Linked DNA regions of Homo sapiens: region 1 is linked to region 2. A link is an interaction called in ENCODE POLR2A ChIA-PET data of the cell type or tissue named here. Cell type or tissue: CD4-positive, alpha-beta T cell. All regions are shown on one strand.

Region 1 (8,000 bases), 53 kb after region 2:
TTAGAAAAGGATCTTTCAGATCTTTCTTGGTTCCTAAATCAGATCTTCAGTTCCTGGGTCTGCCCTTTACTGGTTGTATTACTGAACTGTTTCCTCAATTATTAAAATGGAAATACCAAATCATGATTTACCGATTCATTTCTTATGTACGCCTATCTCTAGATGGAAGCACACAACTAACATTTAAATATATTTAAGCCACTCTAACAATCACGAAATAGTTAAAAATAAGATACCCATTTCCACCACTAAGATAGATTTTTAAAAGCACTAATTACTGAAAAGAATGTGGAGAAATACACATTTTCACATACAGCTTGGGTAAAAGTAAATCGGGACAATTTAATGTGTCAAAAACTCAAATATTCATACTCTGAATCAAGCACTCCAAGAAATTCATTACTGGAAAACAGATATTTGCACTAAGATTTACCTATAAGGAAATTCATTGCAGCATCCTTTATAATACTCAAAAACCTAGTGAAATAACCTGAACACCCAGTGGCAAGAACTGGTTAAAATTATGTTACAAGTTGAAACACCAGGTAGCCATTAAAAGTAGTTTAAAGGCACAATTTGTCAATCTTTAATGTGCATACAAATCACTGGGGATCTTGCTCAAATGTACATTTTGATTTCGCATGGTACATTCTGCACTTGTGACCAGTTCCCAGACCAGGTGATGCCAATGTTGATACCCTGTAGACCATACTTTCAGGAGCAAACTTAGAGCATTTAAGAAAATGTCAATATTCTAAAAGCCCTCAGTTGGCCCCACATAACCTAACTATACATTCTCTCTATAAAACTGACTTAGTCACACAAAATACATCATATCCAAGAACTCATGCTACTAGTAATGTTTAGAGTCAGCTGTTTATTTCTAAACTATGTCAATGGTAATTTTGCTTGTGATTTCATCTCAGTATTATGTAAACCAATGAAACATTTGAGTGCAAAAGAGAATTGGTTCAATGAAAACTAAGTTTACTTTGGTTTTTCTTTTTGAGACAGGGTCTCACTGAGTGTCTGTCGCACAACCTGGGGTGCAGTGGGACAATCTTCACTTGCTGCAGCCTCGACCTACCACGCTCAGGCGAGACTCCCGCATCATTCTCCTGAGTAGCTGGGACCACAAGCCTGTGCCACCACATCCAGCTAATTTTTGTATTTTTGTAGAGATGGGGTTTCACCATACTACCCAGGCTAGAACTCCTGAGCTCAAGCGACCCACCCGCCTTGGCCTCCCAAAGTGCTGGGATTACAGACATGAGCCACTATGCCCGGCAAGTTAAGTACTTTGTAAAGTCTCCATAAAAATGAGCTGCTTTAAAAATTGCCATTAACAATGAAATAACCACTTGTCCCCATTAGGATGACTACTATCAGATAAAAAGAAAAGCATAAGTATTGTTGAGGATGTACAGAAACTACAATCTTCATGCACTGCTGGTGAGAACGTAAAATGGTATAGTAGCTGTGGGAAAGTTTCATGATTCCCCAAAAAGTTAAACATAGAATTACCATTACCCAGCAATTTCACTCCTATATACCCAGAACTGAAAACAGGGACTTACAGATAGTTGTACACCTATGTTCATAGTAGCATTATTCACAATATTCAAAAGGTAGAAACAAGCTGTCCACTGACAGATGGATAAACATGTGGCATATATGTACATAAAATGGGATGATATTCAGCCACATATTGACACATGCTACAACATGGATGAATCTTAAAAACATACCAAGTGAAATAGCCAGGCGCAGTGGCTCACACCTGTAATCCCAGCACTTTGGGAGGCCGAGGCGGGCGGATCATGAGGTCAGGACATTGAGACCATCCTGGCTAACACGGTGAAACCCCATCTCTACTAAAAATATAAAAAATTAGCCTGGTGTGGTGGCGGGCACCTGTAGTCCCAGCTACTCGGGAGGCTGAGGCAGGAGAATGGCATGAATCCGGGAGGCGGAGCTTGCAGTGAGCCGAGATTGCACCACTGCACTCCAGCCTGGGCGACACAGCGAGACTCCGTCTCAAAAAAACAAAAAACATACTAAGTGAAATAAACCAGAGCCAAAACACAAATATTGTATGATTCTGTTTATATGATGTAGCCAGAATAGGCAAATTCAGAGACAGAAGTACAAGAGAGATGATCGGGGACTGGGGCTAGGGTGGGAATGGGGAGTTTGTTTGGGATGATGGAAAAGTTCTGGAAATGGATAGTGGTGATGGTTGCAAAACACTGTGAATGTATTTAATGCCACTGAATTGTATGCTTAAAAATTGTTAGAATGTCAACTTCTATATGCTTTACAATTTTAAACATGCTGACGCAGCTCTTAAAATAGTTGCTAACAAGACAGTGAGGCAGAACTACAATTCAAGATCCTTCATTCAAATATTAACATTTGCTTGCCACAAGCTGATGTAGACACTTGGGATTTAACAGAAACTACAATAAGATCCTTGCTTTCATGGGACTTTATATTTGAACGAACAAGCAAAATACATAGTGCTAGGTCATAAATGCATGGGAAGAGTAAAGAATAAAGCAATTAAGGGAGGTAGCAGTTTCCATTCAATAGAATGGTAAAAACAAACCTCACTGAGATTCTTCTCAGGCAGCTATCTCCAGCATTCCAGGCAGGGGAAATGGCCCACACAACGGCTCAGACACATGACGATACCTAACCTGTTTGAAAAACAAGGCCAGAGTGGCTAGAATGGAGTGAGCATGGGGAAAGGTACTGGTAGATCTGGTCAGAGGTAAGAGAAGCCAAATTGGTTGGGCGCAGCAGTTCATGCCAGTAATCCCAGCACTTTGGGGGGCTGAGGCAGGAGGAGCTTGAGTCCAGGAATTTGAGTCCGGCCTTGGCAAGATGGCAAAAAGCCCATCTCTACAAAACTGACAAAAATTAGCCAGGTGTGGTGGTGCGCACCTCCAGCTACTCAGGAGGCTGGGGTGGGAGAATTGCTTGAGATCAGGAGGTGGAGGTTGCAGTGAGCTGAGCTCATGCTACTACACTCCAACCAAAGTGAGAGTGGGGGGAATGGGGGAGCAAATCATGGAGAGACTTTTGTCAGGACTGCCAGGACTGCAGCTTTACTCTGATAGAACTGAAGAGTGGGCTGGGTGAGGTGGCTCAAACCTGTAATCCTAGTGCTCTGGGAGGTTGAGGTGTGAGGATCGTTTGAATCCAGGAGTTCAAGGTTGCAGTGAGCTATGGTCACACCACTGCACTCAAACCTGGGTGACAGAGATCCTGTCTCTTAAGAAATAGGGAGGCACTGCAGGATTTTTAAGAAACAATATAGACTGACAGCTATACTGACAACAGACTGTGCAGTGGCAAAGGCAGAGAGCAACCCCAGCATTAGTAAGAGGTCCCAGGTATTTTCTGGTGGTAGAGACAAAGTACTTCCCTGTAGATGTAGGGTGTGAGGAGTCAAGAGTGATCTGTTTTGGGCCTACACAACTGAAATGACAGTATTTATATTCGCTGTTGGGTAAGACTGTGAACAGGCAGATAGGGGAGAGGAGGGGCTGAAATATTAGCCCATCTGAATTGGAAATATAAATTTTGAAACTGACAGCATGTAAATCCTACAGCCATGAGTCTGGATAAGAGCACCAAATGTAGAGACTAGTCCCCTGGAAGTGCCCTCAAAAATTAAATGGTTAGGGGAGAGAAACAGCAAAGGAAACTAAAAAGAACAAACATAAATTTGACTCCGTTTTTACCTTTCCTATTAACCGATCAAATAACTAGTATCAGCCAAATCTAATTAGAGGGCACATTCTGTCTGTGTGTGTAAGCAGAAGAAACAACTGTCAGAAGATAAATTACTCTAGATAACTTACTGCCCAGGTACACATAATAGAGATAAGAGGAGGTGGGCCATACGTCTTTTAGTGTCCATTCATAGTTAGATGATTTAGTAAGTCAAGGAAAACATAAAATGGACTGCTATAGAAGTAGGCAGTCTCTCACTGTGCACAAGCATACACAGCATGTGTTTACAGTGTGAAATATAAAAGGCTCAAGTTTACACACTTGGAGTAGAATGGGCTGCCAGTATCCTTGGATCAATTTCTAAGTTGTATAAAAATAACTTCATCAGAAAAGTGTTTACAATACATAACCTAAGATATACTATTGTGAAAAGGCAGCCATCAATAAAATCCTTTAATAACTATTTTTTTTTTTTTTGAGACGGAGTCTCGCTCTGTCGCCCAGGCTGGAGTGCAAGCTCCGCCTCCCGGGTTCATGCCATTCTCCCGCCTCAGCCTCCCAAGTAGCTGGGACTACAGGCGCCTGCCACCACGCCTAATTTTTTGTATTTTTAGTAGAGACGGGGTTTCACCGTGTTAGCCAGCATGGTCTCGATGTCCTGACCTCATGATCCGCCTGCCTAGGCCTCCCAGAGTGCTGCTGGGATTACAGGTGTGAGCCACTGCACCCGGCCTACCTTTAATAACTATTAGCTCCAGTTTTCACGTTCTACAAATAACTTCTGACGGTATTCTTAGGTTAGACGCCTAGGTAAGATTCTTGCATTTTGTGTTAAGATAATTTTTTCCCCTTACTTGAGGAAAGCTGAAGAGGTCATGATGTAAAATGATAACCTATTTCAGGGGGAATAAAGAGCTAAAGTGGTACACGGGACTGGTTTCTATACTGTAATGGGGAGGGGTCCAATTTCTAGACTCAGTGCCTACATTTTCTGCATGTTAGACCCACCTACCTCATATCTGACAGCTATAGTAATTGTGTAGGTAGAACCTGTATTTACATGAGACAAGATACCACAATAAAATGCTATGGCCTATCTTACACAAAAGTATCTAACACAGTATCTTGTAGAGTAGGTACTCAACATTTGTGCAAATGAAAAATTTAAAGTAGTATGTTCCTAAATGGTTAGTTTGGGTATCAGTAAAGCTTAAAATCTTACAGGGGTGGTGGCTCAGTATCATGACATTCAGTAAATAACTGAAAATTTAGAATCATAAAATCATTCTAACCTCTACTCACTATATTCTGCTAGTCATAACCTTTCAGAGCCCATTACCTCCCTTTTAAAAGTAGAACACTGGCCAGGTGTGGTGGCTCATGCCTATAATCCCAACACTTTGGGAGGCCAAGGCAGGAAGATTGCTTGACCCCAAGAGTTTGAGACCAGCCTGGACAATATGGCAAAACCCCATGCCTACCAAAAATATAAAAAAGTTAGCCAGGCATGGTGGCATGCACCTGTGATCCCAGCTACTCAGGAGCCCGGGGTAGGCTGCAGTGAGCCATGATCACACTACTGCGCTGCAGCCTGAATGACAGCAAGATCTTGTCTCAAAAAAAGAAAAACAAAAAAAGAATACTAACTGTCTTATAGGATAATTAAGAAACTAATGAAGCAATAGGTACAAAAACAATTTTTAAAAAATGTTGATGGTTGACCAGGCACAGTGGCTCACGCCTGTAATCCTAGCACTTTGGGAGGCAAAGCCAGACTCATCACTTGAGCCCAGAAGTTCGAGACCAGCTTGGCCAACGTGGTGAAAAACCGTCTCTACTAAAACTACAAAAAATAAATAAATAAATAAATAAATAAAAATAATAAAAAAAAATTGGCCGGGTGTGATGGCTCACACCTATAGTCTCAGCTACTCGGGATGCTGAGGCTGAAGAATCACTTGAACCTGGAAGGCACAGGTTGCAGTGAGCCAAGAATGCGCCACTGCACTCCAGCTTGGGTGAGAGAGCGAGACTGTCTCAAAAAATAAAATGTTAATAGCAATCCCCTAAAAAACAACAGGACAGCATCGGTGATTGTGTTCTTCAGCTGGGTTGACAACCGTTAAAGTGAAAACTGATGAAGACAATTACTGCCTTCTCCGTCCCATAGCTTGATCCATCTACCCTCTCCCAGGGGATGAATGTGTTACTAGATGGACTGCCACCATAAAAATGGGAGCCTTATCTTAGATAGCAAACCCTGACAATCTCACAGATAAACACTGTTACTTCTAAACTAAGCCATGCCCACACCACAATGCCCTCAATTTCTATTTCAAAGAAAACATAAGTCACTAAATATGACATCTTAAAATTTCTACCACACACCTACAGCCCACAAACTTCTATTTTTATCTACCCTTATCTTCTCTCCTGACAGGAAGAGGTGTTTCTCTTTTATCTATTCTTTTATCAATTTAATCTGCAGCCAAGAAGCTTTTTGAAATGTTGATTATGACACTTCACACAATTCAATGATTCCACATGACTCTTAGGACAATCTTTAATGTGACCTACAAGCTCCGGAGAGCCTAGCCTTGCCAACTGCTTGAGCTCCACACATAGGCTATGTTCTTCACTCCCTGCTTCAGCCAAACTGGCATTCTTTCAGTTCCTACTAGCATGCTCCTCTTGCCAAAAGCCCTTTTTGCAAGTCTCTGCCTAAAAGGTACTTCCCTTTCCCATTCACCATTTTTTTCCTACAGATCTCAGTATAACATTAAAGTAGTAAATTTCATTTTTTAAAGTTTTTCTATAAAATGAATATAGATTTTTGAAAGGTAAAGTATATATCATTTATCTGGAACTGACAATAGTTTATCAGAACTGATGTACCACACGAAAATCCAAGAACTGTTAATGAACTATAAATGGGAGAAAAAGACCAACAACATCATTGGAAATCATTTCTAATAATTATTGTTTCATGGTAATGGCTCTGAAACAAAACTAGGAAGACTGGGAAAAGTCTGTCCATAAATCTTTTGTAAAAAAAAAGCTTCTCTCTTTCACTAAATTAGGTCTTGAACTGAGTCATATGTAGTGTGGCATCTGGCCAAAAAATATTCCTAATGATCTTCTCTTAAAGTTAAATGACCTCACAGGGTAGGGACGAGAGTCTCAACTAATTCAACACAAATAGGGATTGATCAATGGAAACATACAACAAACAGTAACAGGAAATCTAACAAAAATCTGAACCACAATTTTAGTGGAGGCATGGAAAGGGATCCCAGTGATGGTAGTATTATTTCTCATGTTCATATTCACTTGTTTAGAACTGTTACCTTTAATACTCTGAAGCTTGCAGGTAAGAAATCTGAGGCCTGATATTAATACCTGGCACAGAAATATCTACTGAAATCACTGAAACTGAAGTCTGTTACTGTTTCAAAAGTACCCCATAATGTTTCCAAGCTAACCAGTAAAATATTTTTGCTACAAACATTTTTACTTAAGTCTAGTAAGGTTAATGATCCTCTAAAACTAGACAAATGCTTTCTGAATCTTCCATTTAAAAACCATGTAACAGCCTGGAAATCTGTCAGGCCTCTTAATCCTAATTTTAGCCCAATTATCAGTCGCTTTAAAGAGCACCAAAATGTCAATACACAAGAAAACCACCACTATCTGGCTTAAAGATAGAATACAGACAACAGTCCAATTTCTGCTATACTGCATATTGCCAATAAACATTAACTACTTAAAACCATACACAATGGTTACCAAATAACAAATTAAACAAAAAAGACAAACTGCAAAGTCTTATCAAAAGTTTGTTTTATTTTCAATACAAGATAAATACCATGCTTGTTACTAGTGCAGTTTAAGGCCGACAATGGCCATATATCAAACTGCCGAACAGTCACCTAAATGCTAAAGAAAGGAAAGACAAAGTAAACATTAAACACAAAATTGCAATTACAAACATTTTAATAAAATGGAATGAGCTTTTTAATTGAAGCTAATATGAAGTCTAATTCTCATGGACAGCAAAAAAAAAAAAAAAAAAGTCTATTAGATCAATTATCACCTTACCTTTTTGCACAGAAATCTTATTGTGAAGTCACCATAGAGTCAATAGCTAAAATTTTAAGACTTTCTTTGGCCTTCTGATATTAAACAAATTATTTACAAACTGTGATCAGTAATTCGTGGATATTGGTAAAATGATACAATTTTTTGTTGTTGTTGTTAAG
Region 2 (8,000 bases):
CAGGTAGAGGTAAACATATTTAAAAATAAAAGAAAGGAAGAATAGACAAATCTTCCATGCAGGAGAATTTCAAGTACTTTATGTAGATACTCTGCCCTCAAGGAAGTATTGAGGCTGTGCATAGTGACTTCCTTCCAAAGAATACAGTATGGAAACGAGGGAAAAGAATAATTTCACAGGAGAGAAACCTGACAAATTCTACTTCAGTCAGTAGATCAATGTTAACATCAACAGTGATAAGCCACATTGATAAGTATGCATCCTTGATATGATGTGATGAAAATGGTATTTGCCTCTGTGGTCTTTCTCTCCAAAACATATAACCCCAGTCTCACCATAAGAAAAACATCAGACAAACCTCAAATGAAGATTATTCTACAAAATACCTGATGAGTACTCAAAACTGCCAAGCTCATCAAAACAAGGAAATTCTGAGAAACTGTCACAGCCAAGAGAAGCCAGAAGAGATACAACAACAAAATGTTATATGCCACCCTGGATAGGATCCTGTAACAGAAAAGGGGCATTAGGTAAAAACTAAAAAATCTGAATAGAGTATGAACTTTAGCTAATAATAACATATCAATATTGGTTCATTAATTGTAACAAAGGTACCTTATTGATGTAAGATGTTAGTAATAAGGGAAAGTGGGTGTGGGGAATACAGAAATGAACTGTCTTATCTTCAGGATTTTTTTGTAAATCTCAAACTATGCTGAAATTAAAAGTTTATTTAAAAATAAACACTGCCTCGGCAACATAGTGAGATTCTGTCTCTTAAAAAAAAAATTGGCCAGGCATGATGTTACATGCCTGTAGTCCTAGCTACTCTGGAAGCTGAGGTAGGAGGATCACCTGAGCTCACGAGGTAGCGCCATCATTGTGCCACTGCACTCACTCCAGCCTGGGTTGCAGAAGGAATCTCTGTCTCAAAAAAAAATAAAAATAAAAAATAAAATAAAAAAAGAAAAGAAAGGAAAAAAGGTATAAGAAAGAATATGGTATGCTGTGGAAGTTCCTTTCAAAGTAGAAAGTGGAAGTGAAGAGCTTGGCTGGGTAAATGAAGAATCTTTTATGCTATTAAAAGGAAATTCCATTTTTATTGTATAGGTTAGGTGAAGGATCCCTAGAAGATCTATGGATAGGCTTCAGAGGTGTTGCTAAACCTCCAAAATTATATAAAATTATATTGCATATTTTTCTCAGAAGAAAGTAAAAAGCTTTATTATTTATTCTCAAAAGTATAAGTACCTAAAATAGGTTAATAATCACTGCTGAAGGCAATGTAAAAACTGAAGTCTTCCGAGTAAAAGGAATGACACAATTGTATTTTTTTGTGTGCCAAAAAGGACCATAGATCACTTTTTGCTAGGACAGACTAAAGTGATTTGGTGTGTGTGGGGGTGTGTGCGTGTTTGGAGAAGGAAGGCCAAAATGAAAGGCAAGATGATAATAAAGACAGTGATCTTCAAACTTTTGAACGTGGTACATTTTGCAAGGGGAGAAAACTGTTGGGATTCACTCAGGATGGTGGCAGAAAGAATAAAGGGAAATATTAGGGAAAGTTATAGGAAATAGTCACAAACCTTTTAGAAGGCCGAAAGTTTACATAGCTTGTAATAATTGAACAGGCCAAGGCGGCCAGTTCTTACCTTAGAGCATTAGGTCATAGGGTAAATACAAGGGACAACAGAGGCTTCCCCAGTTAAGTCTGTTTACCCAACTTCAATTAACTAACCTTTGAGCCAGATGGCCTTCTCTGGGGAGGTCTACCAAGGATATTGCCCCCTAATGGTATTTGTTACACGCGTCCCTGTGAAGAGACCACCAAACAGGCTTTGTGTGAGTAACAAGGCTGTTTATTTCACCTGGGTGCAGGTGGGCTAAGTCTGAAGAGAGTCAGCAAAGGGTGGTGGATTATCATTAGTTCTTAAAGGTTTTGGGATAGGCGGTGGAGTTAGGAGCAATGTTTTGTGGGCAGGGGGTGGATCTCACAAAGTACATTCTCAAGGGTGGGGAGAACTACAAAGAACCTTCTTAAGGGTGGGGAGATTACAAAGAACCTTCTTAAGGGTTGGTGAGATTACAAAGTACATTGATCAGTTAGGGTGGGGCAGAAACAAATCACTGTGGTGGAATGTCATCAGTTAAGGCTATTTTCACTTCTTTTGTGGATCTTCAGTTGCTTCAGGCCATCTGGCTTAGCTTGGGCTGAGAGGCCTGATAGTATTTACCTGAGACCGTGGTACCTGAGTTTTAATCATTCCTAGAACTACTCTCTTAACCATGTTAATTATCCACAAGTGTGTTTACTCAAGTTTACTCAAAGTGTGTTTACTCAAGTTTACTCAAAGCTTCTGTTGTTAATTGTATACTAAATAAATGCCTGGAGTTCGAGCTGCTCAGGGCCGTCCACAGTGACAAACCTCTCTAGGTGTGCAGGCGGCTGGACACTCAGCTGGACTGGCAAAACAGAATATCTGTGTGTCAGTGTACGTTTTATTCATCTGTCGTTTGGGTCAGGGTCTGAGGGCAGACCCCGCGGCTAATGCCTTCACGTGTGAGGAGCAATACCTCAGCTGGTGGCCTGTGTGAGGAAACCCGTGTGAGGAAAGCCCTGTGAGGAAAGCCGTGTGAGGCCAGTCAGGGGTCTGCAGAAACAGACTCCCCGCAGTTGGAGCCCCTCCTGAGGCAAGCTGCCTAGGAAGAGTGAGGACTGCCCTCATGAGGAAAGCTGCGAAGGAAGCGTGAAGGAAAAGCGACGGACCCCCCGGAAAACAAAGGTGAAGAAAGGAACCGCGCGGTCAAGTCAGTGAGTAATCAGCAAGTCATTGGTGCCCACTCAAAGTTACCAAGTTCTGGGGGAAGTTGGGTCAAGCTGAGTTTTCATCATGGGACCACAGTTATTAGCACAGCAGAAACATTATATGAAAGTATTAAAACAGTTACTTAAGGCTAGCGGAGCCTCAGTTTCACAGGCTCAATTAAGGGACCTAATCATCCATGCTAGACAAACTGTTGCAATGCAAACTCTTGTGATCCCAAGCCCGTGGTTCCCGGAAGAAGGAACGCTAGACGTAGAACTCTGGGAACAAATGGGGAGAAATCTTAACATGTGCAAAGGCAACAGGTCCCAGTAACAGCTTTAACGTTATAGGCTTTAATTAGAGCAGCCTTAGCTCTGTTACACGCAGAAGAGCCTAAAAAGAGCAAGGAGGAGAAAATGTCACCTGCCTTATCACCTCCTCTTCCCTCCACCCTAATATCACCGGGCCGAAATAACAGAGGAAACGGGGGTTTATACCTGAGCCTCCTCCTCCAATAGATAGGAAAAAAGACCTAGGATATGCTACAGCTATCAGTCCCTGTCTTAAGCGGGCAGCATTAGAAGCAGAGCTCTTACTCTGCCCAGTAATGCAGAATCGGCAAGGCAATCAGGTGTATGTTTATAAAAAGATAAGAAAAAAGGCATTAGGAGCCGAAAGCCGTGCAGCCGAGCAAGCAGTAAATAAAAAGAAAGGCTCGGCAGCCCGGAAGTTCACAGAAACAGAGCCAGCACAGGCAAAAGGCAGCGCTTTTACAAGAGTAAAACAGCTACCGCCCAGGGACCCGCCGGCTCAGCTCTCTAGCTCTGCAGGTGACCCAAGGCAAGTGCTCCTTGTTTACAAGCGACATCCCAGATTATAATTCTCTGCTAAAATTTAAGTAAAATGTAAGAATTTGAAAAACCTCTTTTCTGATAATGGCCACTGTTGCTCTCTCTCTCCTACCCCTGACGTAGCTCTCCAAATCCAATTTAGGTAAAACAGTAACCTCTGAAGGGAGAGAGATTACAGAAGGCCGATGAATTAGTTAAAGAGTAGTTAAAAGCTAGGCATGTAAAACCACACATTACCCTTTAAAGGAGAACTTTAAACCTAACTAAATCATATTTGTTAAATTAGAAGAAAAGTTGTATGTAAGTGTAGTGAAAGCATATGCATGAATGACTGTCGTAACCCACTGATTAGATAGTCTTTTGATTTCTACTTGCTAAAAGAGTCCTGAATTCAGTTTCCCAACTACTGGGTCACTGTTTTCAAGACTGTTGGCCAGATTAAAGTCCATAAACTTGATCAGCTTGAAAACTCAATTGCAAGATTTAAGCTGTTCTGCCTGTGGCTTTAAGCACATGGTTAAAGTATATTATTTAAGTTTCTGCTTCTAGAGATGCTTTCAGATTTTCTTTTTAAATTTCATGTTACTTATTTCAACTTGCCATCTTAATGATTAATGCAGTCAATTGCTAAGTTATAACCCTGATATCATCAGGATTCCTTTAAGTAAAAGGTAATTCGAAGCGGTATTGCACTTCCCCATACCTAATGCTTTAACACTGTTTACTGATGGGTCTGGTAAACATGGAAAAGCGGCAGTCTAGTAGAGACCACACAATTCCATCACTCAGAGTTTACTAGCACTCAGAGAGCTGAGGTTACTCTGTTTATTTATTAAAGAACTTTTACAGCATGAAGTTAGCTCTGGAGACCACTCTGTGTGCTCTTTTTCTCCGACTTCAGCAATTGCTACACCAACGTACACATCCTGTTTTTATTACACACATTCGAGCCCACAGCTCTCTGCCTGGCCCATTGGCTTATGGCAATGATCAAGCAGCTCTTCAGGTTGTAACATCACTGCTAGACCAAGCCACCCAATTGCATCAATTTTTCTACTAAAATTAGAGAAACTCATCTTAAACAACTTCAACTTATACAGAGATTGGCTAAACAAATTATCTGACGGTGCCCAGATTGCCAGCTCACAGGCACAGCCCCTCTTTCAACAGGTGTTAACCCTAGAGGATTGGAACCTAATCAGTTGTGGCAAACAGATGTTACATCCCTAAATTTGGGAAACTAAGATATATACATGTATCCGTTAATACCAACACTCACCTAATTAGTGCACATTAAAAAGAGAAATAAAGGGAAAGAATGAGTAAGAAAGAGACTAGAAAAGACAGATCAGAGACAGACACAAAAAGACTAAGGAGAGAAAGTAGGAAGAAAGGAAAGAAATATTAAAGTTACAGATATAAGAATGCACCTTTAGTAAGGAAGGTTATAAAACATAGTCAGAAAGTTAAGCCATGTTAAAGATTGTCTGTGAAAGTTGTGAAGAATGTTATGAAAAGGAATTTATGCAGGAAATATATAATTTTTGTTTTGAAGGTCTAAACAAGTTTTAAAACGTTAATTGTAAAAAAAATTCTGTGTGTAAACATATTGGCTAAAATAAAAAAGGTATCATCCAGTTTTTCTGTAAACTAGACATTAAAGTACAACAAGTTTTTCTTAAAACACTAACCTGCTCTTTAAAGACTGTAAAAAGTCTCTCAGCACAGGCACCACCCCTAGAATTTCCAGTACACCAGCACCAGCCTGGAGACTACATTCTTATCAAAGGATGGAAAGAAGAAAAAACTCAAGCCAGCCTGAGAAAAGACATACAGGACCCGCAGCCTCAACAATGTGGCTTCCGAAGACAACACAGGTCCCAGGCATTATGCTAAAGAAGGAAAAGTCTAAGCCAGATAATTTATTCATTTTAAATTCTCTCACTTTACCTACTACCTATACCTGCTACACTCTATTAAGCTCATCCCTTAAATCTGCCTTTTTTCAGTCCTATCATCTAGGCAGACACTCCCTTTCCAGCTTCTAACAATATCTACGTGTCAATGTATGTTTTATTCTTCTGTCATTTGGGTCAGGGTCTGAGGGCAGACCCCTGCAGCTAATGCCCTCAAGTGTGAGGAGCAATACCTCAGAAAACTATCCCAAAACCTACTTTACTCCACCTGTTGCTACTTTTCTGAGGAAAAAGTACTGAGTAATTATGATGAACTGTCACTTAAAAAGTCAAGTTTGGTTGAATTATATACATCTACTTTAGCATTATGCTTATGAATATTAACATCTGAAGCAAAATGCATATATGTTGTTAATTATAATTATAAACATAAAGCATTGTGATGTAAATCTACACTTACGGGAAATGATCATTACAAAGCAAAAAGGCAGGAACCGAAAACCATGGGACTGATAGCAAAACATCCTTTCTGAAAATTAGGGGAATTCTAACTATTTATGTACAGTTAACATTGCACGCAGCCAGACTTCTTTGTAGGATACTAATTTAGAGTAATCACTAAACCCTATTAATGTGCTAATTTTAGTTTATTAAAACAAATTTTCAGTAATCCTTAATAACTCACAGACAATTAGGTTTGGGAGACAACTAGTTTGGGAGGAGGAAGTCAGAGCCAACTAAGAATTCCTGAAAAAATAACAAGAGCAACTCTGTATTTATAATTTAAAATTCTTTGTGAAATTTCCACTGCCTATTTTCTTGAAATTATGTTTTACATATCCGTGTTTCTCCTTACCAGTCTCTCTCGTTAAATCATGGAATTTGAGTGTCTGTTCATTTATTTATTTTTTTTACTTTTCATTGGTGTATTATATTTACTAAGTTAACACATTTTAAATGTACAGTTGAAAGAATTTTTACATACTCCCCGTGTAACTCCTGTGTTAACCATCTATAAGAGAAACACAGATGTGTAAAACGTAATATCAACATACAGAATATATCCAGTAACCCAAAGTCTCCCTATGCCTCCTTCCAATCAACATTTCTTCAAAGGTAGGCAGTATTTTTTTTTTTTTTTTTTTTGAGATGGAGTCTCATTCTGTCGCCCAGGCTGGAGTGCAGTGGCGCTATCTCGGCTCACTGCAAGCTCCACCTCCCGGGTTCACGCCATTCTCCTACCTCAGCCTCCCGAGTAGCTGGGACTACAGGCGCCCAGTAGACAGTATTTTTATCTCTGTCACCATTAGTTTTTTCCTGTTCTGGGTGTCATAATAATGGAATCAGAGAGTATGTTTTCTTCATGTCAGCTTGTCTCACTCAACATTATGTCTCTGAAATTCCTCCATGTGTTGCCACTTTGTAGCAGTGGCTCATTTTTTTCTGTGTAGTATTACTTTGTATGAATATGCCAGAATTTATCAATTCAACTACTGATGAATTTTTTTCATTCCTTTGGTAAATATGAATAGTTACTATGGATATTCTTATAGGTGTTTTTGGTAGACATATGCACTCATGTCTCTTGACTATAGTCCAAGCAATGGAATTGTTGGGTCATAGGATAGGTGTTTGTTTAGCTGCAGTAAATTCTGCTAGTTTTCCAAAGTAATTGGGCGTATTTAGACTCCTACCAGCAATGATGAAAGTTCTGTTTCTCCATACCTTTAGTATTGCCCATACTTTTAATTGTAGTCTATCTGGTGTGTAGGAAGTAGTATGTTATTGTTTTTTTTAAACTAGCTCATTGAGATATAACATATATATATAAAATAAACCGCATATATTTAAAGTATACAAATTGATTTTTTTTTTTTTTTTGAGACGGAGTCTCACACTCTAGCCCAGCCTGGAGTGCAGTGGCGCTTGGCTCACTGCAAGCTCTGCCTCCCGGGTTTATGCCATCCTCCTGCCTCAGCCTCCCGAGTAGCTGGGACTACAGGTGCCTGCCACCACGCCTGGCTAATTTTTTGTATTTTTAATAGAGATGGGGTTTCACCGTGTTAGCCAGGATGGTCTCGATCTCCTGACCTCGTGATCTGCCCGCTTCGGCCTCCCAAAGTGCTGGGATTACAAGCATGAGCCACCGCGCCCGGCCACAAATTGATGTTTTAAAATATGTATACACACCTGAAATGATCACCACCAAAACAATGAACATACCCATTATCTCCAAAAGTTTTCTGTGCCCCTTTGTAATTCCTCCCTTTCTTTAGCCTCACTCCCCCATTCCCAAGCAGCCACTGATATGCTTTCCGTGATGATAGTTTGCATTTTCTAGTTTTAAATAAACAGAATCACATAGTATCTACTCTTTGTTGTCTAGCTTAACTCTGCATAATTATTTTAAGATTCACCCATGTCAT

What was found. ChIA-PET counts read pairs that join two places held together with the same protein. Peaks named below come from ENCODE experiments on the same cell type or tissue, not always from the same donor. Only the 100,000 strongest peaks of a DNase experiment are listed, where the experiment ranks them.
Region 1: POLR2A ChIA-PET joins it to region 2 with 12 read pairs; 7 of 35 experiments call an interaction of 5 or more read pairs at or near these places.

What each region holds. Positions count from the first base shown.
Region 1 is chr12:69,273,923-69,281,922 of GRCh38, reverse strand. It overlaps CPSF6 (cleavage and polyadenylation specific factor 6), which reads right to left. Exons shown (of 10, transcript NM_007007.3): 10 at 7,565-8,000. Among named protein-coding and RNA genes, the nearest start is that of MIR1279, 4.7 kb to the right of the region's middle. In CD4-positive, alpha-beta T cell, no CTCF peak of the experiment used is centred here; no DNase peak of the experiment used is centred here.
Region 2 is chr12:69,326,714-69,334,713 of GRCh38, reverse strand. No RefSeq gene overlaps it. Among named protein-coding and RNA genes, the nearest start is that of LYZ, 18 kb to the left of the region's middle. RefSeq lists enhancers at 1,830-2,544, 3,385-3,544. In CD4-positive, alpha-beta T cell, no CTCF peak of the experiment used is centred here; DNase peaks (open chromatin) are centred at 3,533 and 4,603; H3K4me3 peaks cover 2,323 bases; H3K27ac peaks cover 3,949 bases.